3 separate regions of the Mus musculus genome follow, and all the other regions are linked to region 1. The links are chromatin loops, found by intact Hi-C in ENCODE. Cell type or tissue: heart. All regions are shown on one strand.

Region 1 (8,000 bases):
AAAGTCTTTTATAAGATATTACAACAATGATGGTATTATCACAACTTTCAAAGCACTTATACAATTTTGCATGGACTTTTACTATTCACTATGGACTGAATAGGATGAAGACAGACTAATGAACAGTGTCAGATCACAGCTAGCCATAAGGCTTAAGCACCTGTAGGTGGTTATATTGGTAGGTATATACTGTACCTTCCTACTCTGAAAGCACTTAAAGGGAAAGAGAGTTGGGAATCAGGGACTGGGTGGTTGTTTTGATGGTGGTGCAAGACTTTAATCCCAGCACTTGGGAGGCAGAGGCAGGTGAATTTCTGAGTTCGAGGCCAGCCTGGTCTACAGAATGAGTTCCAGGACAGCCAGGGCTATACAAAATCCTGTCTCGAAAAAACCAAAACAAAACAAAACAAAAAAGACAGTGTCTCACTACCCAGGCCAGACTGGCCTTGAACTTGAGGCTCTCCTGCCTCGACCAATAGAGTAAGTAGTTGGGATTTCCAGGCATGCCTTTATTAGCTACTATGCTATGATATTCTGCTATCAAGAAAGTTGTTCCTTAAAAGTACAGGGTCTTGTCTAACAATCAGATTTTAGAGATGGAAACACACAAGGCAGTTCATTATTGCAGAGGCTTAGAAGAGAATGAAGTGTACAGGAAAAAAAGGTTTGATATTTACTTAAAGCAAAAGAAAAAAAAAAAATTCCCAAAGGCTGAGGATATATTTAGCTCAGTGGGAAAGCACTTGTCCAGGCCCCACTTCTTCGATCCCCAACACGAAGGGAAACCCTTTTCCAATAATTCCATGTCTCCTGCCTGACATTAAACACACAAGTTTGTACTTAAATGACTCTTTTTACCCCTGGCTGATAACAATCCTTCTTGACACCAATAGTTCCTATCTTTTCCAAACACCTAACTAACTACAAGCTCCACAATCTCCCAATTTCAACCTCTTTGGACACTAGTCTTCCCGCCCTCTCAGAGTCAGAGAATTACAAGTAAAGAGTGAACTCGACAAACTGGCTTAACAGAGCCAAATTTGGGATCCAAACGACCGAATAAGAAAAAAGGGGGTGGGGCATTACCTGCAATTCACACCAGGCGACTTCCACAGTGGTTTCGGTGTCCAGACCTTTGTAGACTGTCTTAAAGGAGCCTCTGCCGATTTCGATGTCAAATTTGAGAAAGCGACCGTCATTGGACATTCCCACTGCCTTGGTCTCCAGCTCTTCGATATCATCCTGTTGCTGGCTCCTATCCTCCTGCGCCTCTTTGGCGCTGGCGCCACCACTGCCACTTCCACTTCTGGACGGCGGTGGCTCCTCTTTGCTCCCCACGAGGCTGGGCTGGGACACCGGGCGGTCTTTGCTGGTACTGCTGGGGACGGTCGTGGTGGCCGAGCCTACAACGGCTTGTTCCCCAGGGGAGGCAGCAGCCGAGGGTTGCTGAGACACCTGGGAAGCAACGGTGGCGGTCAAAGTTTCCTCTCTGTGAGGTTCGGGTGGAGCACTCTGGGGCACCACTGCAGGTACACTAGGTTGCGGGATAGAGAGAGGGAGGCCCGGCAGCTCCAACGCGGTGGCATTGGAGTCGCAGATGACGCTTCGGCGGAAGAATCGGTGCTCCGTGGGGGTGGTGGTGGCGGCCGCCCCACGACTGTCCTTGTCCATAGTGTGCCGGCGGCGCCGATATTCCTCCGTCCTGCCAACTCCCGAGTCGGCGACCGTAGCCCCCAGTTTCTCGCCCACGGAAGAATCGGAGCTTGAGCCATTCTTGGGGACGGGCGCCGGAGGCGTAAGGAAGCCCGGAGTGCCGCTTTGCTTCTCGGCGGCACCGTCAGACATGGTCGGTCCGATGGAGTGAAGAATGCGGGCTCGGATTTATGAATGAAAAGGGAAAAGGGTGACCCGGAGAAGCCACCAAGAAGTGCTGGGCAGCGCTCCTACGGCGGGCTCCGAACCACCGGACGACTCCCACTCAGCACTGACAAGGCGCCCCGAGGGCGACGCGGGACACTGAGTCCGGCTGCTGCGGCGGCTGCTGCTGCTGGCACCGAAGCTGCTGCGGCTCACGGGGCGGGCTCGTCGGCGGGCTAGGAGGGAGCGGAGCCACGGGGGTTAGCGCCGCACAGTCCGCATCCATCCTGCAGCGAGCGGAGGCCGGTAGGGCTGGGGCAGCAGAAGCGCCGCAGTCATGAGGAGCAGGGCGCGGAATTGGCTCCTGGGCGAGAGGATGCGACCCAAGTGAAGACGGCTAAGCTCCCTCCGCTGCCGCTGCCGCCGTCGCCGCCCGCCCGCCGAGCACGGCGGGATAGGCCCTGAGGGCGGAGGCACAGCGCGCGAGGGACGAGCCCCGACGCCGGGCGGTGGCAGCCCGGGGCACAGGAGTGGGAGGGGCCGCGCAGGGGAAGGAGGGCCGCGGCCCGGGTTCCCGGTCGCTCGCTCGCTCGCTCGCTCGCTCGGCCGCCGCCTCAGGCAGCACGCGCCCCGGAGAGGGGACCAGTCTCAGAGGGCGCCCATCACTAGATGCTGAGGGCCGAAGCCTCGAAGCCTCGAAGCCTGAGGAGCGGCCCCCCCCGTCCCCGAGGCCTCCCCGCCCGCCCCGGGCCTGGCGAACCTCTTCCCCTCTCTGGCCGGCGCCGGGGGCAGAGGAGGGAGGGAACTGTGGGGAGGGGAGGGCCGCTCACCGCGGGGCCCGGGCTCCGCTACTTCTCTGGCCAGGAGGAGAGGAGACCGAAAGAACTGGGAGGAGGGGGAGAGGGAGAGAAAAAGAGCAGTCACCCCACTAGGCGCCTTCTGTCAGCGAAGAAGGGAGTACGGAATAGCCGAGCAGAAGGAGCGCGTCCGCCCGGGAAAACTCTCCGCTTTAAATGGCGCCGATGTCTGAAGCCTCCACACAGCCCGCTTGGACCCCGCCCCCCGCCGCCCGGGGCGGCCCCGCCCACATCGCGCTCGGGGGGCTCTCGCGCAGGCGTGCCGAGCTCGAGGCACGATGGGATTTGTAGTTTCGCGGTGAAAACCGTGAAAGGAACCCGGGAGGAACGCGCCTACTACTTCCGTGATGCCCTGCGATTGCTCTAGCCTGGTGCCTCCTGGGAATTGTAGTTCCTTTTTTTGAAAACCGCCCCATCTGAAAGCCTGATGGGAGCGTCATCGTGGGTCGCTCAATTCCGTTCCAAACTCAGTGCTCGCTATCAAAATCATTATTTAGGAATCAATTGCAAAAGAAGAGAAGAAAGGAGAAGAAAAGAAAGGAGAGAATGAGAGACTTCCGTCATGTTCTGCTTAGATAGCTCGTAGAGCTGCCATGCAATGAAAAATGATGTTGTTCGTCTTTAATGGAGAGCCTCCTTAGTGTTGTGACTAGGGGTGTGGGAGTGGAGAAGGAGGTAAAGCTGAATAACCTGAGCCTGAATTCGAAGACTCCCAGAAAACTTTGTGAAGAGTGCACATACCATCACTGTTGATTAGATGGGTGAGGGTAAACAAAATATATTCCATCCTTCTCTTCTTCACAACAACTAAAGCCGCATGCTCATCTCCAGTTTCCAAACAAGTACTTTGGCTGCAAAGATGGGCTGCCTACTAAATAAAACCCAGGATCAGAGCGAACCTCTTTGCTTTGCCGGAAACTTAACGGGAACGGGAGGTGTAGGGGGCGGGGAGAGGCGGGTGACAAGCATGGGAGGAGGTCGAGTTCGAAGATATTCTACATCTTTAATCTTTGATTACAAACTTGAGAGGACATAGTTGACTTTTGCCTCTATATTTGAGTAAAAATTATTTTCCTTTTGTTTTCTTATACCCTGCCTCGGTGGCTCAGTAAAACATCCCCTTTCTGTACTACACTTGCATATGTACACATATGTAATTTATACCAAGGCGCGGATCTCCGGAAACCTAGATCCGTGCAGTTTACAGTAATGGAATTCTTCTCTTCAAAATATCTTTAGTGCTTCCTGGACCACCTTTGCTACTACGTAAGATTATAGTTGTGATGAGCACCAGGGGGCACCAGACAGAGTAGGAAACCAAATTTATGAGCCAGATGGCAGTTACAAGTCTTAACCCAACCGGTGAGAGCGGGAAGCGCTTAAACGTACGCAACCGCACCCGAGCGTGAATACGCTGCAGTCGCAGCCCAGGACTGGAGCGAGCTCTGAAGCGCGTTTTCCTTGTCCAAGACTATATGAGAGGATCTCTGAGTGATTTGGAAGCGGCTAAACGGAAGATTCCTTGACTCAGTGTATCTAGATAAACTTCGCATAGAGAAGTCTTGCTATACAATTAATATTAACTTATCAGAAACGTTTAAAAAGAAGTCAGCACGTTTCCTTTTTTTTTTTCTTGCCGAAATCTACCATGTAAGTTTTAGTGTTTGTTTGAACCCTATGGCTGTTAGATTTAATAAAGAAGGCAGGTTGTGAACAGTTTGAAATACAAGTGCAGAAGGGGCAGGAAGAATACTGAAATATTAGTGCTCTACTGTTTTAGAAAATCATTAGTTCACTTTATTAATGGTAAGTCTGTTTTAGTACATTTAATTAGTGGTTTATCTCCAGTGATAAATCTAATGTCAGCAAATGAAGAAGTAACTATGAAGTGCATTTTTCTTGTACTTCTTAAGACTGTTGATTATAATTTTCTCAAAGTTGCTTTACCAGAGAAAACTTTGTTTATAACACAAAGAAACTTAATTATACAGTGGTGGGTTTTTAAAAGACCAGTAAATCACAGTTTTTTTTTTATTTATTGTATGTTTGTTTCTATAAAAAGAAATTAGGATATTTCTGTCCAGGTGGTTCTGAAACAATTTTATCGTTGTTGCTTATTCTTATTTACTAAACCCTGCAACTTTGGTCACATGACAATGGGCACAACTTCCTTAATATATATAATATAGCCATGACCTGTCAACACATCATTTCAAGCAAGAATACCTAGTCATTATAAATAACCTACTAATCATTGACTTTAAAAACCACACTTATCCACATGACAACTTTTCCTACTTAGCTTTACTAGGAAAACAGATACAATGGTGAGTATCGTCGCTGTGTGGGACGGTTAGACTTAAAGGTTGAACTATAGTATGGAGATTTACTACGCTCACATGTTCATCTCTCTTTATAATGATTAAATCCGTACTAAGTTCCCTGTTATTCTTGACTATAATTCCAGATCATACTTTCCCTTTCTCTGGAGTTTGTTTTCAAGTTCTCTCCCGTCCACACAAACCAGCAAGAGACTAAATAGAAGTGTGTGGAACGGACAGCCAGGGTTATACAGAGAAACCCTGTCTTAAAAAAGCCAAGAAAGAAAGAAAGAAAGAAAGAAAGAAAGAAAGAAAGAAAGAAAGGAAGAAAGAAGTGTGTGGAAGAGCTTAGTATACACAAATGCACTCAGAATGAACATCTGAAGCACTGGCATTTGGGTGACCAAGAATGCAAATCTGTTTTTCTTCTTCAGTGTGTTGATTCATGCTTCTCTCTTCCCATTGATAACTTACAGGCAATAAAAGTCGGCAACAGCTTTAAGGTAGACAGTGGCTGAAATGAACTGAACACATACTTGATCTAGAGTATGGTACAGTTCCCGGTAGCTTCCTGGATGTGGCTTATGGAGGGCCTCTTTCCCTTTTTTTTTTTTTTTTTCTTTTTTCTTTTTTTTCCCTCCTTTTCCATGTTCCTTTGACTTGCGTGTGAATGAGTTTTGTTTCATTCCTGTCATTCCCAACTGTGCTTGGCCTTCTTTTAAGCTCTCGCTTGTGTTTACTGTTTTACAAAAGCTCACTATGTACAGGTTGAATGCTGGATAGTATGGATCTCAACTTCAAGTATGAATGTCAGTCAAGAAACCCCTCTGACTTCTTTATCTAGAAATAATCTCCTCTTCCCTCAAATTTCATTATCCCTTATTTTCACCTCTGTGTCATAGATCACCTTCTAAAATGATTTGGTTTTATTTATGATTCCTTGACTCAGTGTATCTAGATAAACTTCACATAGAGAAGTCTTGCTATACAATTAATATTAACTTGTCAGAAACGTTTAAAAAGAGGTCAGCACGTTTCCTTTTTTTTTTTTCAGTCTTCACTCACTTTGTTCTGTAAAATAATGTCTACCATTGATCAGACAGTTACTTATATGTCAAGATCTTTACACAAACAGGCCTATCTGAACTTCGTAACTACTTCACAGGAAGTAAGCTTTTTAATCTTCACTTTATAAGCAAAACCCTAAGGAGTAAACAGATTAATGTGGAGAGATGGCTCAGAGGTTAAGAGCATTGATTGCTCTTCCAATGGACCCTAGTTTGATTCCCAGCACTCGCATGGTGGCTCACAACTGTCTGTAACTCCAGCTCCAGGGCCCCCAATGCCCTCTTCTGACATCTATGAGCACCGAAGACCCTCTTTAATTAATTAGTGGATCAATTAATCAATGAAACAACAAGGCTGTTGAGTAGTTGTTCATAGACCATGCCAATTTCAGAAGCTTTTTCTGACCCACACATCGCATTAGGATAGCTAAGACTGTAGAGCATTTAGGAAGAAAACCAAGCTGATCATTACTAAAACAAAACTCTACCAATACTAACACTGGCAACATTAGGATTATCCAAAGCCACTGCTTCACATGCCCAAGTACACTAAGCTGATTTAACTTCTGTAGAAGAGGAGGTTACACTTCTCAGAGAACTAAATTATGGATTGGGAATGCAGCTCAGTGGCCGAACGCATGCTGCCGTGCGTATGGCCTTCTTGTGTCAGATCCCTAGTACGGCAAACACACACACATGCAGATTAAATAAACAAATTAAATAACTCTTTGATTGACCTCTGGTGTTCTGTGTGTTCAGAAAGAGAAAAAAAAAAGCAGGTGTAATATACCTTTGGTTATTGTGAAATTTAAGAAGCTAATGTGATATACAGGATGGTGCATGGTCTACAGAGGAACCTCCACCCGACTAGGAGTGGGAATTTCCCTTTTTGCAACTAAGCTGAGTTAACAGACAAAGCCATGAGGAGAGATGAATGAATGACAGCTGAGAGATATTAGTCAAATTCCACAGGGTTAAGTTATTATGAATCAGAGGTGTCAAGTCCACTCCCAAGGCTCCTAAGAGCAGCTTCTAGTCTTGCAGGAGTATCTAGTTAGGAGGACAAATGAGAAGCAGCTTAGAGGAAGGAGGAAAGGGGAAGTGGTTACTCCTTGCAGAGGGTGAAATTGGTCCATAGGACCCCTTCACCCCTTCTCTGTAATGGTGATTACTTTGTTTGTCAGGCTTGGGTCAGCTCAAGGGCATTTAAAAATCTGCAGATCTCCCTGGGTCTGCATTTCACAGAGGAAAAGGAAGATGAACTACAGGCACCTGCCAGTCTGCTCATCTGACTTAATGCAAGCAATGAGGGAGATTTCCATTCTCATTCCCAAAAACCACTCATTCTTCTGCCTCTGTAATGTTTGCACATCTCTCTGAAAAGGGGGCAAACAAGCCCTCATTTCTCCTAAGCAGTAGAAAAAAAAACCCAGCCTTGACAAACCTTGAAATTTGTCCTAAGAATCTGAATGGTTACTTAAGAGATGTTTCAACAACGTACATCTTAGGTAAGCTTCCCCAGAAAGAGCCCTGTAAGTTGATGTACGTGCAAGGCTGATTGGTTCCTGGGTTTTCGTTTGGTTTGGTTTGGTTTGATTTTGAGAATTGTTTGTTTGTGTTTGTTTTTTCAGATAGGGTCTCTCTATTATGTAGCACTGGCTGTCCTAGAACTGGCTCTGTAGGCAAGGCTGGCATTGAACTCACAGAGATCTACCTGCCTCTACCTCAAAAATATTGAGATTAAAGCCAAGTGGCTAGGTCCTAGGGTTTTAACGGGAGTTCAGAATGATTACTACCACCATGGGGAAGATGGGAGGCAGAACTAACGAAGGGATGTAGTCACCTGCCATGCTGTTGTAATAGAAGCATGTGCTGAACTTCTGAAACGAATGCAAAGT
Region 2 (8,000 bases), 72 kb after region 1:
GGGGGGTTGCGGGAACTTCAAGATTGGCCTCTCTCCTCAGCTGAAGTGAGCCTGCTCTGGCCCTGGATGAAGCAACCCCACTTAGCAACAGACAGAGAGTGGTCCAGTCCACGACCTGCACAGCAGCAGATGCCAGGGAATTGGAGAATACAAAAGACATACATTTTACAAGTCTGAACGGTTTTTTGTTTTAGCACAAGGCTCCCCCATCCTGGCACCGAACTTACCTGCCTCCCGCATACCTGTGGGGATTTACACCCACTCTGATGAGAGATAGCTGGGATTCCTCCAGCCTGGGAATGAGGTGTGTTTGACAAGTCTGCCCCACTGGGGAGATTAAGTATAATGAAAGACCCAGGTGTAGATGGATGTCTCTCTCTTGACACCCAGCGCTGTCTCTCAGTTGCTCTGCAAGAGTGAGAGCGACTGAAAGCAGGAGTGGACCTCCCCACCCACGGGGCATGTGGGAACAGACACCCAAGGGATGGGGGACACTCCTCCCTTCTCCAGAGCAGAGGAGCAGAGGGCTTCGTATCCCTTAGTGGTCAGGAGAGCAATATCAGGAAACGGGCCAGGTAGGAGGGCACAACACCCCTCACAAATGCAGCCAAGGCTGGACAGGGGAGGCCCCTAGGCTAGACACAGGAGAGAAGACGACACTGGTCCCCTGTAGAGTTGGACGCTAGGGAAACAGACGTGTTTCCTCAGGTTGAAGGTCAGGTTTTTGTCCTTTTGTTCTTGTCCCTTGTCTTAAGCCATAAATGTGAACTTAGGACACTGTTGTGTGGTCACTGTTTTCAGTCCTGGTGGGCACACAGCTGCCCTCCACAGATGGGACCTCCCCAACAGCTGCATTTTCTTACAAGTGGGACGCCAGCACTTCAGCTAGGGAACAGGACCTACTATAGGGAACGGGGGAGTTAGGAGAGTTGTACAGAGGCGGGCAGGATATGAGGGGGCGGTGGTCTTGCTGCCCTGCATAGCCTCCTCTGTGGGTCCCCACAGCCATCTGCCCAGCTGTGGGATCTTTCACTGCTCTGGTTGTAGACCGCTGGCAGGAGAGCTGGTGAGAAAAGGGTTGCAAAGGCAGTGACTTGACTGCACTGCCATAGTCGTTTTGGTAACCCGTGGGACCCAGATCTGGACAGGACAGGACAGGACAGGACAGGGTGCTGCTCCAGGTGATCGATCGGGCCAGAGCCTCCCAGGTCAGCAAGGTGGTATAGTCCTACAATCCTGGCCTTTCTCTTTTCCATCAAGAGGAAAGATGGAGCTGGGTCGTGTGAGGGTGACTGAAGGGAGATGTGCGGGACTGGGTGGGGTAGGAGAGCAAAGCAGACACAAGCTTTCAGCCCAGTACACTTGAGCTCAGCCTTGCTGGTGACCTCCCAGGTCACCAGGACAGGAAACACTTTCCTGTAGGCCGTGGCCTACAGGCAGCTGCCCCTGGGAGACTGAGAAAGCAGGAAGGAGGAAAAACCCGGTTACTTTGTCTCTCATTTTCCATGTGACCTGAAGTATTTTTGCCTCCTCCCTGTCGCAGCCTACCCTCCCACCCCCAGCATCCTGATGTGACCTACTTATCTGCGCCCTGAGAAGGGAGGCTCTCTGGAAGGCATCCCAGACAGGCGTTCCCTCCCTCGGAGTCTCCCAGCAAGCTCTTTAACAAGGAAAAAGCAGAGGCTGTCATAGGGGGTGGGGGTGGAATAGCGATGTTGGGAGGGGTGGGAGGAAAGGTAGATGGAGGCCAGCAGACCAGAGGAGAGGGCTCCAAGGTGCCATTGGTTACCAGGTCCCTTTCTGGCCATGACTGATGGTGTGAACCCAAAGGGATAGAAGCAGTGGGAGGAAAAAAAAAAAAAAAAAAAAAAGACAGTTCTAGATCTTTTAGGAGTTGTCTATCCGGGGCTCACTGAGCATTTATCTGATCTTTGAGCCTTAGTTTCCTCATCTGTGAAGTGGGGACAATTTTTACTTCAGAAAATTGATGAAAAGTATTCACCCTGCCCTCTGCTGTGTTCTACAGACAGACAACTCGATGAGGGACCAGAGGAGCTGTGTGTATCTGACAACGGCTTACAGCTTATTTCTAAATACATAGTCTGTGGCAGGGGCTTTATGTACAGTTTACCTCCCTTAATTCTGTGAGGGACATGTTATGTCTTTAATTTTTTTTTTTTTAACTTCAGAAAAGATAGGTCATTTGTGCAAAGTCACCACGAGGCAAGTAGCCGAGTTTGAATGTCTCTCTGGATCACGTGGGCTCCAGTCCTTCCCTAGACTACAACTTTATTGGACTTAATAAGAAAGGATTTAGCAAAGCTGGGCTTGGCTCAGGCCAGGTGATCTCAGCATTTGGGAGGCTAAGGCAGGAGGATTGCTACAAGTCTAGCTACGGTCAGCCTCGGCTGCAGAGTGGGACTCTGTCTCAAAGTGAGCAGGGCTAGATTTGGCAAAACCCACACTCCCAGGTCTTAAGTAGATTTAGAAAGCTGAGTCAGGTTGGTGATGGAGAAATCAAAGAATAATAGGATTGTATAATGCTATCATGTTATGCTAATCTTGGCTCTGAGGAAAGATTCCCTTCTGTGTGGAAGGCAGTAACAGAGAGCATTCCCCTGATTCTGCTGGTAGCTCCCCATGCCCTCAGGGGTACATCCCAACCCCAGAACCATGGCTGCTCTGTTTGCTCTACTTGTTTTTGTTTTTTTAAATCAAATGTATTAAAATACACCCATATTATTCGCTAAATAAAAATTTGGATATAAACCCTTTAAAAGAATTTTTGCTTTGTTTTTTCCTAATTTTCTAAACAGTATTATTTGTTTGAATTGCAAATAAATACAAACAACATACACCAAGGTTAATTAGCTTTTTTTTTTTTTTTTGGATAAAATTTCTCATCAGGCTGGCTTCAAACTCTCAGCAATCCTCCTGCCACAGCATCCCCAAAACTGGGGTTACAGGCATGCACCACACAATGAAAAATGCAGTATTTGAATTCAGGAATTAATTGCGGTGTTCAGTTCTGGCCTGGGGATGTAGCTCAGAGGGTTTGTCTAATGTGTGCACAGCCCTACGGTACCATGTAGGCAGCAATGTTTCTCTTTCAGGTTTCAAGTAGACTTGGGGAAGCTCACAGCTCAAGACTTGTTGTGCACATTTACCTAGCAGGCAAAATGGCCTGCAAGTAACCCCTGCCCACCTCCCCTGCATGCTGAGATCCTATAAATACTGTTTCCCCTATCTAGAAAGTTCTCTCTCCTTCTACAGCTAGATCCCATCCACTGTCGCCTCATGGCCCTTGGCTTTTGTTCTACCGCTGAGCACTTGCATGAGTAACCTTTCAGGAGCCTCATCTATAAAGGGATCCATAGGGGATTAAGGTTACCTTCGTAGGGTATTAAGTAGCTGTCCACGAGAGCTTGGTCTCCACCAGTCTGCCTTTAACCAACTCTCACCCAGCTGCTGGAGCCCTGTTTGTCTTCTTAAAAAAAAAAACTGCCTTTTATGTGAGGAACACTCAAGAAAGGAAGTCTTGTTTTCGAGATGGGGTCTTGCTGTCCTGCCCTGGTTTGGTCAGGGGAGACATTCAGTGCGGAGGTTCCAATCTGAACCCAGCCCCTCACTCTGGTGGCATCCTTCCACCTTAGAGGGCTACCAATAGAAAAATGAGTAAATGTGGGTACAAAGGTGGAACTAGAGATGCTCTGGGACCTTTGGGACCCAGAGCAAGTATTATAATAGGGCCTCCGGAATGAGCTGGTAATTCAAAACCCAACCCCAGAGTGACAAAATGGTCTCTGACACCGGACTGTCCCTGTTATCTGAGAGGAAGGGGCTCCAGAAGAGACATGGCAGGGGAATCTCCTCATTTGGTTAATGGCATTAAATAGCTTGTGGGCTTTGGGTGTCACTCAGTGGTAGAACACTTATTTTCAGGACCCTGTCTGTGCTCACCTTCAGCCTCAGAAGCAAAGACAACAACAAAAAACAAAACAAAAACAAAAACAAAAACAAAAAACCCAACCAAACAACAAAAAGGATCTGTGGAAAGAGGTGGCTCAATGTAATACTAACCTATGGGGGACTTAAAGTGTGTACGTCATATCCAAAGGCCGCCTCCACCCCTTCTGGAAAGTCCTTTAGCTTTGTTTCAGGGAGCTCTGATGTGCCCTCCATGATGGCCTCCAAGCACACAATGACGCCTGTGGGGGTTTTCGAATGGGGGCTTTTTGCCATCCTGGTATGAAGCTGAGTTAGTCAGAAAAACTCATGCCTTGTAATCCGGATGCCTGCTAGGTAAGGGCCCTGTCACTGAGGTGTCCACAACCCAGTCACGACAGAGCCTTGGTCCTGCAGGCCTAGACCGGCTGTACACACTCCAGAGAGTTCTTGTGAGGCTTAGTGGAGGACGTTTGTAAATACAGACCCTGAGCAGAGCTCATTCTGCCTTTATCTAGTTCTGAGGGCCATGCATCAAGCAGCCGCACAGATCTGGGTGTGAAGGCTGGAACTTTAGCAACTACCAGCATTTCTAGTGTCCCTACAAGTCACACAACCAGGCGGAGAGGTGGAGGAGGGGGACGAGACGGGGGAGGGGGGCGGACTGGGGACAGCTGGGGGGGCGGGGGAATGGGAGCGTGCACACGGTCAGCTGACTGTGGCCGCCCGAGGGAGCACTTCCCAGCCCTCCAGTCTGGGGGGTGGGGGTGGGGGGACTCAAGGCGACTGGCTCCTCCTCTCCTCCGGAGCCAGCCCCTGCACAGCAAACTCCGGAGCTCAGCCCTGCTGCAGGGCTCAGTGGGGTTGTTTCAGTTCCCTTTTTCGCAGAAGAGGAGTTCTTGGTTTCCTGCTGAGTTTCCCCCAAGGCTTCCCTTCTGTTACAGCTGCTGCTACTGCAGTCACCTCAGAGTGACAGCTACCGCTTTTGAAGGCCCGGTGTTTTGTGGATGGGATGTTTTGTTTTGTTTTGTTTTGTTTTGTTTTGTTTTGTTTTGTTTTACTTCTGGTCAGAGAAATCCAATTTATAGATGAAAAAATTTAAAAGATGAGAGAAAGTTCCTTTGCTCACCGTCATGTGAGCTTATATAGAGAGTACAATACAAGCTAGCAAGGGATAACAGACGCTGTCAGATCTCTGGGTGAGGCCTATGCAGGACCATTTTTTTTTCTTTTCCTTTCTTTCCCTCCCTCCCTCCCTCCCTCCCTCCCTCCCTCCCTCCCTCCCTCCCTCCCTCCCTTCTTTCTTTCTTTCTTTCTTTCTTTCTGTTTGTTTTCCGAGACAGGGTTTCTCTGTATAGCACTGACTTGTCCTGGAACTCACTCTGTAGACCAGGCTGACCTCAAACTCAGAAATTCGCCTGCCTCTGCCTCCCAAATGCTGGGATTAAAGGTGTGCGTGCGCCACCACTGCCCGGCAGGACCATTTTGAAGTATGATATTGTTAGGACATTTTTCAACCTTAGCCATACTAGGACAGTGCTTAAGAATTCCGCTAGAATTTACCAAGAGCAGAGTCAAAGATGTGTGTGGAATTTTGACCTGACTTCCAAGAGAAGCATCCAGGTTTGGGACTTATTTCTTTTCCCATCCTCTCTGCCTGGTATAGAGAGCACAAGACTAAGCTATAGTTGAGAGCCTCTGCAAGCAGAACCTTGCTATAGACCCATACAACCTGAGGACGTTGGTCGCAGTTTGAAGGTCCAGAAAGCTTGGCATATGCGCAAGGCAAAATTTGTTTGGTTTTTTTGCTGAGATCCCAGCTAATGGCTGGTTTTTATTATTTGAAAGTCAGTATAGGCAGATTGTCAAATAATTTAATCTCAAAGCATGACTAGACAAGAGAAAGGTCTACCAACCACCTGTAGGAGCTACTCTAAAGTGAGTATACAGATTGAGGAAGGTCTAACCCTATTTTCTAACTGGCTGCTCCTTTCTTCAGAGATTAGAGCTGAAAGCACTCTTGAGTGTGGGAACCATGGGGGAAGAAGGGTGTGCTAACACAAACAAGACAACTAAAGGGGGAATTTTATGCACTGAAATGTTGCTTGATTCTAGAATTGAAAGTCACACCAAAGGGGGGTGGGCACAATAAAACCGGCTGAGGGTATAGCTGAGTAATAGAGCCAGGTTTGTGTACGTGTTAGAACCCAGGCCCTGTTCCCAACACTAAACAGAACACACCCCTTGGAAAGAAACCACCAAGGGACTGAGAGATGGCTCAGCAGTTAAAAGCACTTGTTATTCTTGCAGAGTACCTGGGTTCGATTCCCAGCACCCACATGGTGGCTCTTCACCATCTGTAACTCTACTTCTAGGGGATCTATCTCATGGCTACTTCTAGGCACCAGGCATGCACATGATACACAAACACAAGCAGGCAAAACCCTCAAAGTGAGCAAGTCTTTAAAACAGAAAGAAAGAAACAGCTAAGAAGAAAAGGGAGTTACCAGGCACCCAGGAGGAGCTAAGGAGCATATTGGAGACCCAAGGCTGCAGGGTTTTGCAAGGGAGGGAGGATAGAGTGGAAAAATTACACTTTCCTTGAGCCAGAAACCCTGATATCTCCTTTTTTTGGGGGGGGGGGAGCGTCAGTTAATCTGGGCATGATGGGTGCACATGCCTATAACCCCAGCCAGCACCCTGGGGACAGAGACAAGCAGATTCCTGAGACTTCCAGGCCAGCCTGGTCTATAGAGCAAGTTCCAGGGCAGCAGGGATGCATAGAGATCCTTTCTCAAACAAAACAAAACAAAACAAAACAAAACAAAACAAAGCAAAGCAAAGCAAAGCAAAGCAAAGCAAAGCAAAACAAAGCAAAACAAAGCAAAACCAAACCCCAAACACACAGACCAAGAGTCGGTTTCCATATTAACAGAGCAAGGACTTCAGATGTGATGAGTTTCTAAGCTGTCGCCCAGCTTGGAAACTCCTGCGTCTACAATGATATTTTCATTAAATGACACTCTGCTCCTCCAGCTCAAAAACACGTTAATCATCTGACTAACTGCTCAGATTTCCTGCTTTATGAGATCATCATTGCCTGTTCCAAGTGCTTTTGGCTGCCAGAGAGCAAACTTTCCGCTGGTGGACTGGAAACGTGTTTCACTGTGACAATAGAGCTGGCAGTTGGAGGGCTGCTAATTTAATCCAAAACAGTGCTGAGCTGGGGTCATCTCCACCCGGCTTTCCTGGATCTCAGACGGCAGTTTCCTACTTTGCTTTCTGACAGCTGCAAACTTGATCCTTCAGGGTTTTGCCAAGGGAGAATTGGGGTCCTGGAAACCGTACCTCATGCTCCCAGCTAGCTTAATGTGCCTCTCTCTCCTCCAGGCCACTGTCACTCTTGCCTTAAGCAGTGGTTCTTAGTAACTTAGAGCTGAGGTTGAACCTACCTTCAGGAGTCACTGGTTTGGGGATCCATGTATATCTTATGACTACAGTCTGGATAATGGTCATGTTCTGTCAGTTACAAACCACACATAGTTTCCAGAATGCTGCAGTAGCTCCTTACAGGTACCCTGGGTGGCTGTGTGGGGGTGGGGTGGGGGGTGGGGGGGTAGGGGTGGGTGTGTTTGTGTATGCTTGTGTGCTTGTGTGTGTGTGTGTGTGTGTGTATGCTTCTGTGAATGTGTGTCTGTGTAAGGATGTATATGAGTGCATGTATGTCTGTGTATCTTTCCAGAAAATTCTCACATAGTGCCCCGAGTACTCTCACAGAGGCACGCACACCAGGGAGGGGATTAGGGAAGGTTAGTCACTAATCACCTTCAGAAGTGTGGTTAAAGGCAAAGACTCTGGAGCTGAACTGCCTGGGTTTGAATCCTGGACCTGTCACTTGTTTGCTGGGATGTCTGCTCTAGGGAAAACTACTTACCCTGTCTGTGCCTCATTTTCTTAGAAGATTGTTGTAAAGGGAAGGCACCAGGAGCAACCAACATCTACCGGGGTAAATGCTATGAAGGCCTTGGCAAGTCCTGTGCTAACTGCCTAGGATG
Region 3 (8,000 bases), 110 kb after region 1:
GGCTGGCCTCGAACTCAGAAATCTGCCTGCCTCTGCCTCCCAAGTGCTGGGATTAAAGGTGTGCACCACCACCGCCTTGTGGCTCTTAACTGTTGAGCCATCTCTCCAGCCCCTCAAATCCAGTTCTTGATCTGGATCTCAATCTATGGATCTTGACCCCTCTGGGGTTGAGTGACCCTTTCACAGAAGTCACCTAAGACCATCAGAAAACACAGATATTTACATTATGATTCATAACAGTAGCAAAATTCCAGTTATGAAGTGGTGACAAAAATAATTTTATCCTTGAAGATCACCTCAACATGAGCAGTTTAATTAATTAAAGGATCACGCCATTAGGGACGTTGAGAACTACTGATCAAAACCAAGGCTGCCCTGAAGGCAGCTGGGTAGATATCAGGAAGGCTTTAAGCAAAGACAGCTGCAGTTAGGACCAGGTCTTGGTGACTTTGGATTAATACCTACTGGAACAGTGAGCACCAAACGTTTTCTGGAGCTGGACTTCATGTCTTGTTTTGGGACAGACTCATCCATCCGTTGGTATTTCTCGTCATGTCTGTCAACTTTGAGTGACTGTCCTGCAGAGTAGGAGCACATGGAGCAAGAAAACGTCATGCCTTCTCTTGGGGACAGACAGATGTGCCTGAGCTTAATGAAATCTTCGCTACTCACCTACCCTGCCATCCCTTTTGTTCCTGTTTATCGTTGCCTAGTTGGTACTGAGTGTACCCGCTGGTACTGGTGAAACTGAGAAGGGCTTTATGCACTCCATCAGCAGTCTAATAAGGGAAACAGTTGCAGTGGAGGTTGTTTTCAGGGTCGGAGATGGAACTCAGGGCTTCAAACATGCCAGGCAAGCATGCTGCCATGGAGCCATATCACCCTGTGCTAGTTCTACCTACATGGATCTACAACACGAATCATGAAGTCATGATTATCTTGTCAACTGTTTTGGTCACTTCCCCATTCCGGGCCTCTGTCTAGTGTTTGAGCATATTTTATATCACTTAAACCCTTACCAAAAAATAAAAATATGATGGTCCCATTTCACATATGATAGGTCCTAGGTGGCGAGTTTGCATCAGTGCTTGTCTGCTCTTTAATCCTTGGTTGGTCTGATCTCAAAAATCTGTTTCTCACAGCCATGCTGCTCTGCTCTCTGGAGAATCAGTCATGAGGACCATTGAGGACATAGGTCAAGGCCCCTTTTAGTTTAGTTGGCTAGATGAAGCCTCCTGAAAAAGGTCCTGCTCTGTTCTGACCTGCCTGTCCCTTCTGACAGCCAACACCCAAGCCCTGTTGCTTTTCTATTTTCATCCCAATCTCGGCTTCCTAGAATGATCTAGTCTTTCTAAGATCAAGCCATTATGATCAGCATGTAATCATGTATGTCCTTGACTCGGAGGTCTGTGATAAACCAGGCATGCTGCTGTGTGTCTGCACTTCCAGGACACAGAGAAGGGGATCCTGAGTTCAAGGCCAGTCTTGGTTACACAGAAACATCCTGTCTCAAACAGAAGCATACACACCATGGGCCTTTAAGTGATTCCCTAAAAGAGTCAGACCTACTTGTTTCCCCCTCCTCTTTCTGCTGTATATATGTATATATGTTTGAACGTATTTAGATACATGAATCTATGAATACACATATGGAGGCCATAGGTCAACCATAGATGTCTGGCTCCTCAGTCTCCCTCCACCTTGGTTTGTTTGCTTGTTTGTTTGTTTGTTTGTTTGTTTTTTATTAGGTATTTTCCTCATTTACATTTCCAATGCTATCCCAAAAGTCCCCCATACCCTCCCCCTCCCACTCCCCTACCCACCCACTCCCACTTTTTGGCCTTGGCGTTCCCCTGTACTGGGACATATAAAGTTTGCAAGTCCAGTGGGCCTCTCTTTCCAGTGATGGCCGACTAGGCCATCTTTTGATACATATGCCGCTAGAGTCAAGAGCTCCGGGGTACTGGTTAGTTCATAATGTTGTTCCACCTATAGGGTTGCAGATCCCTTTAGCTCCTTGGGTATTTTCTCTAGCTCCTCCATTGGGGGCCCTGTGATCCATCCAATAGCTGACTGTGAGCATCCACTTATGTGTTTGCTAGGCCCTGGCATAGTCTCACAAGAGACAGCTATATCAGGGTCCTATCAGCAAAATCTTGCTAGTGTATGCAATGGTGTCAGCGTTTGGAGGCTGATTATGAGATGGATCCCTGGATATGGCAGTCTCTAGATGGTCCATCCTTTTGTCTCAGCTCCAAACTTTGTCTCTGTAACTCCTTCCATGGGTGTTTTGTTCCCAATTCTAAGAAGGGGCAAAAATATGGAACGCTTCATGAATTTGCGTGTCATCCTTGCGCAGGGGCCATGCTAATCTTCTCTGTATCGTTCCAATTTTAGTCTATGTGCTACCGAAGCGAGCACTGTTTGTTTGTTTTGAATAATTAATTTTTTTAATTTTTATTTTATTTTGTTTTTTTCAAGACAGGGTTTCTCTGTGTAGCCCAGGCTGTCCTGGAACTCACTCTGTAGACCAGGCTGGCCTCGAACTCAGAAATTCGCCTGCCTCTGCCTCCCAAGTGCTGGGTTTAAAGTCGGTGCCACCACCATCCGGCGCAGTAAGTGTTTTTAACCCTTAACTATCTCTCCAGACCTCCACTTTGGTTTTGGAGACTGGGTCTCTCAGTGAACCTGGAGCTCTCCAGTTTGATTGCCTGGGTAAAAAGGCTCCAAGGTCCCTCCTGCCTGTGTCTCCCTGGAGCTGGTATTATATGAACAATGGAGGCACCTGACTTTTTATGTCAGTGCTGGGAGTAAAACTCAGGTCCTCATGCTGGCATAGCAAACATGGTACTGATTGAGCCATCTCTCCAGACCCCCAGATTACTCTTAAGTCTGCCATTCAAAGCCACCCGCTAGCTGTCCCTTCCCTGGTGTTTCACCCTCTGTCTTTCTCTTTCTCCATGTTCTTGTGTGTATGTATATGTGTATGTGTGGAGGTAGATGGATATTCTGCCTGCATGTATGTCTATGTACATATGCATACCTGGTGCCTTGCAGAGGCCAGAAGAATGTGTGTTATCTCCTGGGATTAGAGTTACAAACAGTTGTGCACTGTTGTGTAGCTGCTAGGTCTCGAACTTGAGTTCTCTGGAAGACCTGATAGTGCTCTTACTTACTGAGCCGTTACTCCAGTCCCTTCTCTTGGGTTCCTTTTCTTTCTTTCTTCCTTCCTTCCTTCCTTCCTTTCTTTCTTTCTTTCTTTCTTTCTTCCTTTCTTCCTTTCTTCCTTTCTTCCTTTCTTCCTTTCTTCCTTTCCTCCTTTCTTCCTTTCTTCCTTTCTTCTTTTTTTTTTCCAGACAGGGTTTCTCTGTGTACCCCTGACTGTCCTAGAACTAACTCTATAGACCAGGCTGGTCTCAAACTCAGAGATCTGCCTGCCTTAGCATCCTGAGTGCTGAGATTAAAGAACCTGTCTCTCAGGTTCTTGCCAACTGAAATTATTTGCTCTCCTGAATGTAATTCTACTTCTCTTGCTTCTGCGGCTCTTTTCAGGCATTCTTTCTACCTGGAAGGTCTTTTCCTTGTTTCCTCTCCAACTTTTACACATTGTCTAATATCCAGCTAGAATGCTACTTGCTGCATGGTGGAGTTAATAAGCTAGTAACAGGGCAAACAAATATGTATGTAATTTCTACCATGTGCCATGGTTTAGTAAGTCTTTTGTCTTTGGCAGATAGAAATTTCCTTTAAAAAACAGAATCAAAATCTCATCTGTATATTTGCCTATAAACTTGAATTTAGTACATTTTAATTTTCCCCATTTCATTTTATCCTAACCTAATTACAGCTCTATAATTATTTGTTAGATATATTAATTTTAAAAATTGAAGGACTGGGTTAGCTAAGTAGTAGAGTCTTTGCCTGGCATGTGCAAGGCCCGAGAACCTAGCCCTGTAGTGAGAGCTATAGCAAAACAGAAACAATGAACTCACATAGAGGAAATGGAGGGCCGGGGGTATGATGCAGGGGCAGCACACTTTCCTGGCATGGAAAACACACTAAGCTCAATCCCCAGCTCTGTGAGGCAAAGAACAAATTCAAAATAACAAAATGAAATCCTTAAGCAGAGCGACTTGAACATATGGAAGCCTTCATAAGCTGACACAGCTGTGAAGACATCTCAGCAGCCATGGGTTTCAGTGTGTGGAAGCTGAGGTAGACTTGGAGCCAGCAGGGGACTCTTACAGGGCACAGTGAGTCATTTGCACAGTAGCTTCTTCAGAGGAAAAGGATGGGACACAGAGTACAGGGTGGGGGAGAGGAAGGGCTGGAATAGCAATGAGTTTCATTCTTTAACTATTGCTCAACATCCTGGTATTTGGGGAATTTGCCTCCTTTGCCTGGGACAAATTGCCCACTGGCCTGGATTGCTTGTCCTGGGTGGACCTGTTGGCTTTCCTCTGATCTTTTCAGACCTGTTGCTATCTCACTCACCCTGGGACACCTGCTGTATGCAAGCTAGGTATAGCAGTGGATGTTCTTGGGTTCACTAAGCTTGGGTCCAAGTCAGCAAACAACCTCTGGACTTTTACAAGCTCAGAAGGAGGATGGCCTAGGAAAAGGTGTCTCCACATGGGATCTGAGGTAAAAGAAGTGTTGGCAACAGGTGTGGGCAGAGGAAAGGGAGCCTGAGGGTCTTGCCCCAAGGTGGAAGTAGCTTCCATTTCAAGGGCTTGAAAGTCTGCAGGCCACAGATACAAAACTGCAAGACAGAAAGGATTCTTGACTTTGCAATAGACTCTGTGCTTCTCTCTTGGTTCCATTGGCCTCTTGAAGCTTAGTTTACCCCTATAAGGCTCTATCTTAGTGCCTGCAGCCTGCTAAGGTGCCTTCTAAAATCCAAGGTTCCAACCATAGCCATTTGGAAAGTGAGACACTCCTAGGTTCCATGGGATGTTTGGAACTCATAAAGTTATCTGTGGAAATCTAAGTCAAGGCTTTTCCTCAAATGCAAACATTTCTATCTCAGGGTCCAAATATGCCCATAGAGGCCACGTGGCGTGTAGGGGAGGGTGGCTCCTGGACCTGGGCGAGAACCACCAATGGTCTTTTAAGTACGGCTGTGTCCTAGGAATTGGTATGAGGGTCCAGACTCTTTACTGAGGTTTGAAAGGGGCTGTGACTTCCTGAAAAGTTAAACAAAACAAAAACACATTTTTTTCAGAGGCTGAAGGTAGGGCTGTGTGGACATTTCTGCTCCCCCTATTTCCTATGGGCCGTGCATAAACATGTGTGATAGGAAACTATGACCAGGACAGTGACGTGCCCAGCCACCCCAAACCTGCCGATAGGACTGCCCTTTTCTGCTCAGACAACACTACCCCTACCCTACCCTTCCTCCTTCCATTTTGCTCTCAGGGCCACAGGGAACCTAGGCTAGTGGCTGCTGTTTATCAAGAGGAGGACGGAGCTGACAGGGAGGAATGTTCTCTTACGAGGCTGGCATTAGGGTGCAGGAAAGGTGGAATGCGCCCTTCCCTAGACACAGGGGGTGCCAAACTTTGGAGTGCCTCTTTAAATTTCGAACTCGGTCCGACATTCCTGCAAGTAATTGTGACTGCATTCTAAGAATCCACCCATGAGAAATGCGTGCCAGCGAAGAGTTCCTGTGCATTCATCTAAAACTCGAAGCATGGCAGCATCCCTGAGTGTTTGAAAGAACACAGCGTCTATTGTGTGGCAAGTGCTATTTATTTGTCTCTAGGCAGTTTTTGGTGTACATCTAAATTCAGAGGACTTCCCCCAGACCCCCACCCCCATCATCTCTAATGGAGGATCCTTTCCTCTTCTGATCAACTAAGAATCACTGCTCTCATTTAAGATCTTCACTATTTGTTTATTATGCACTACTTTCTTGTTTTTCTGAGAGTCTTATAGTCTTGGCTGGCCTCAAAGTTGGTATGTAGCCAGAGATGACCCTGAATCTGTCTTCCTGCCTACCCCTTAGTTCTAAGATTCCAGCTGCTATCCCTAGCTTTTCTCCCCTGATAAGGAAACTGTGTTCTAGCTTAGGAAGCTTGGAAATGCAGTGACACCCAGCTTCCTGACTATCTCCCTACCTCTGATCAACTTTGAGAACAGCTACATAAAGAACATCCGGGTCCTTTCTCACCCTACCCCCATCCCTGAGTTGAAAGGTGTCTGTAGGGCACCTGGGGAAAGAAAGGACTCATTGAGGCTTGCCTGATCTGATCAACGGTCAGTCGGACAAGAGAAACAACCACACACCACACCAGGCCTTGGCAACGAAGAGCAGCACAAAGTGATGATGTCACTGTTACAGCAGAGAAGGCCAAGCTGGGAGCTAGACCTACCCCACGCAGTCCTTCCTCTAAGCCTTTGAGTTAAGGATTACTGTTACCTTCTCTTTACGGATTCGAGCATTGAAGCATAGGTTAATGACAAAGTCACACGGTTATTAAAGGAGTCTGGATAGGATCTCCAGACCCTGAAATGGCACAGCTTTTCTTTTTTCTTTTTCTTTTTTTTTTTTTTTTTTTTTCGAGACAGGGTTTCTCTGTGTAGCCCTGGCTGTCCTGGAACTCACTCTGTAGACCAGGCTGGCCTCAAACTCAGAAATCCGCCTGCCTCTGCCTCCCGAGTGCTGGGATTAAAGGCGTGCACCACCACACCCGGCTGGCACTGCTTTTCTTAATCACTACATGATTTTGCCCAAGAATCATACTGACCTCAGCTGTCTCACAGGAGGCTCTACCTGGTGCAAAAGCATCTATGCTATATTTTCCAGGGCTAGGAGGACTTGTGGTACACTCAACTCTGTAGGGTGAAGTAGTCCTTAAAAGTCCCCTCCTGCCTGGTGCTAGTGCACACCTTTAATCCCAGTACAAAGGAACAGAGTCAGGTGAATCTCTGTGAGTCAAGGCCAACCTGGTCTACACAGCTAAATCTAGGAAAGTCAAGGTTACATAAAGAGACCAGTTTAAAAAAGAAAGGGAAGAAAAAGGAAAAAGAAAAAGAAAAAAAAGAAAATTTCCTTCTGACTGAGGCAGAGGGGTGTAGCCCAATAAACTCTTGGCCACAAGAAGTGGGCCTCCCTCCCTCCCCCAACCCCAACTACTAAGCTCTCAGCTGGGCCCTTCAGAATGGTTTGGGGCCAGCCTGAGTTTTGGAATTTTTTTCATAACTTGTTCTCTCTGGCCTTTAATACAGCTCCTGCCTTTCCTCTCTGTAATTAGCGTGAACCTTAAACCCCCAGCAAGCTCTTTGAAAGTGGTGTGTGTGTGTGTGTGTGTGTGTGTGTGTGTGTGTGTGTGTGTGTGTAGTATTAAATGTATTCTGTCCTCTCCCCACGTGTAGACTGAGCACAAACTCACCACCTAATAAATGTTCACTGAGTTCAGTCCAGGGATCCAGGGTCTGTAGACAAACCTCCTACCTCCTGGACTGTTGTTTTGGGTCACTCTGCCTATCCAGTCTCCCAAGAGGCTCCTGGCCTGTGAGAGGCTGGGATCTGGCTTGCTGTCTTGTCAGGGTGTGTGGCGCAGACCAGCGCATTTGCACCTGCGCAGGCACTTGTGGAGCAGAGAGGCTATTTAAGGCTTTGGCAGCTCTGCCTTTTAAAGCCTCCTGGGTCCCTGCAGTGGGCAAAAGGCAAGCCATGGAGGCTGTGTGCAGTAGCTCTCCACTCAAGGCTTCCTGGGAACCACGTGTGTTTACCTTTTACTTCCCTGGAGGCCAAGAGCCACTTTTTCTTTGCAAAGCGAGACAGAAAGTCTGGTGTGAGAGACGGCTGAGCTCCCAGTCTCACAGCGCAATCTCTCAGAAGCTCCAGACTTTGCCACTGTGACTGGGCAGCCCCTGGGGCACAGTGCTGTACAGCAGCCCACACTGCGGACTGATATCATCACGTTACCTCTCAGAACCTCCGGGTCTTCATCGAGGAAACAGACAGACTCTGCATCAACTCCCATCAACTCTCT

What was found. Peaks named below come from ENCODE experiments on the same cell type or tissue, not always from the same donor. Only the 100,000 strongest peaks of a DNase experiment are listed, where the experiment ranks them.
Region 2: it touches region 1 in a loop (6-fold over the local background); 15 of 42 quality-filtered maps call a loop at or near these places.
Region 3: a loop joins it to region 1, with 6 times the contacts of the local background. A loop is called at or near these places in 4 of 42 quality-filtered maps.

The regions. Positions count from the first base shown.
Region 1 is chr6:120,035,788-120,043,787 of GRCm38, forward strand. It overlaps Wnk1 (WNK lysine deficient protein kinase 1), which reads right to left and starts at 2,868. Exons shown (of 28, transcript NM_001199084.1): 1 at 1,087-2,868. The coding sequence starts at 1,845. In heart, CTCF peaks have their summits at 1,351 and 4,017 (motif pointing right); DNase peaks (open chromatin) are centred at 1,364, 2,374, 2,974, 4,074 and 1 weaker place; H3K4me3 peaks cover 4,556 bases; H3K27ac peaks cover 4,033 bases.
Region 2 is chr6:120,107,832-120,115,831 of GRCm38, forward strand. All of the region lies in intron 1 of Ninj2 (ninjurin 2), which reads left to right. Among named protein-coding and RNA genes, the nearest start is that of Ninj2, 18 kb to the left of the region's middle. In heart, a CTCF peak has its summit at 4,703; DNase peaks (open chromatin) are centred at 460, 1,590, 4,770, 7,090 and 1 weaker place; H3K4me3 peaks cover 1,090 bases; H3K27ac peaks cover 6,211 bases.
Region 3 is chr6:120,141,330-120,149,329 of GRCm38, forward strand. The region is part of intron 1 of Ninj2 (ninjurin 2); the gene reads left to right. Gm25327 (a small nuclear RNA gene) reads right to left here and starts at 2,421; the gene lies at 2,315-2,421. In heart, a CTCF peak has its summit at 4,242; DNase peaks (open chromatin) are centred at 4,272, 5,402, 6,282 and 7,582; H3K4me3 peaks cover 490 bases; H3K27ac peaks cover 3,579 bases.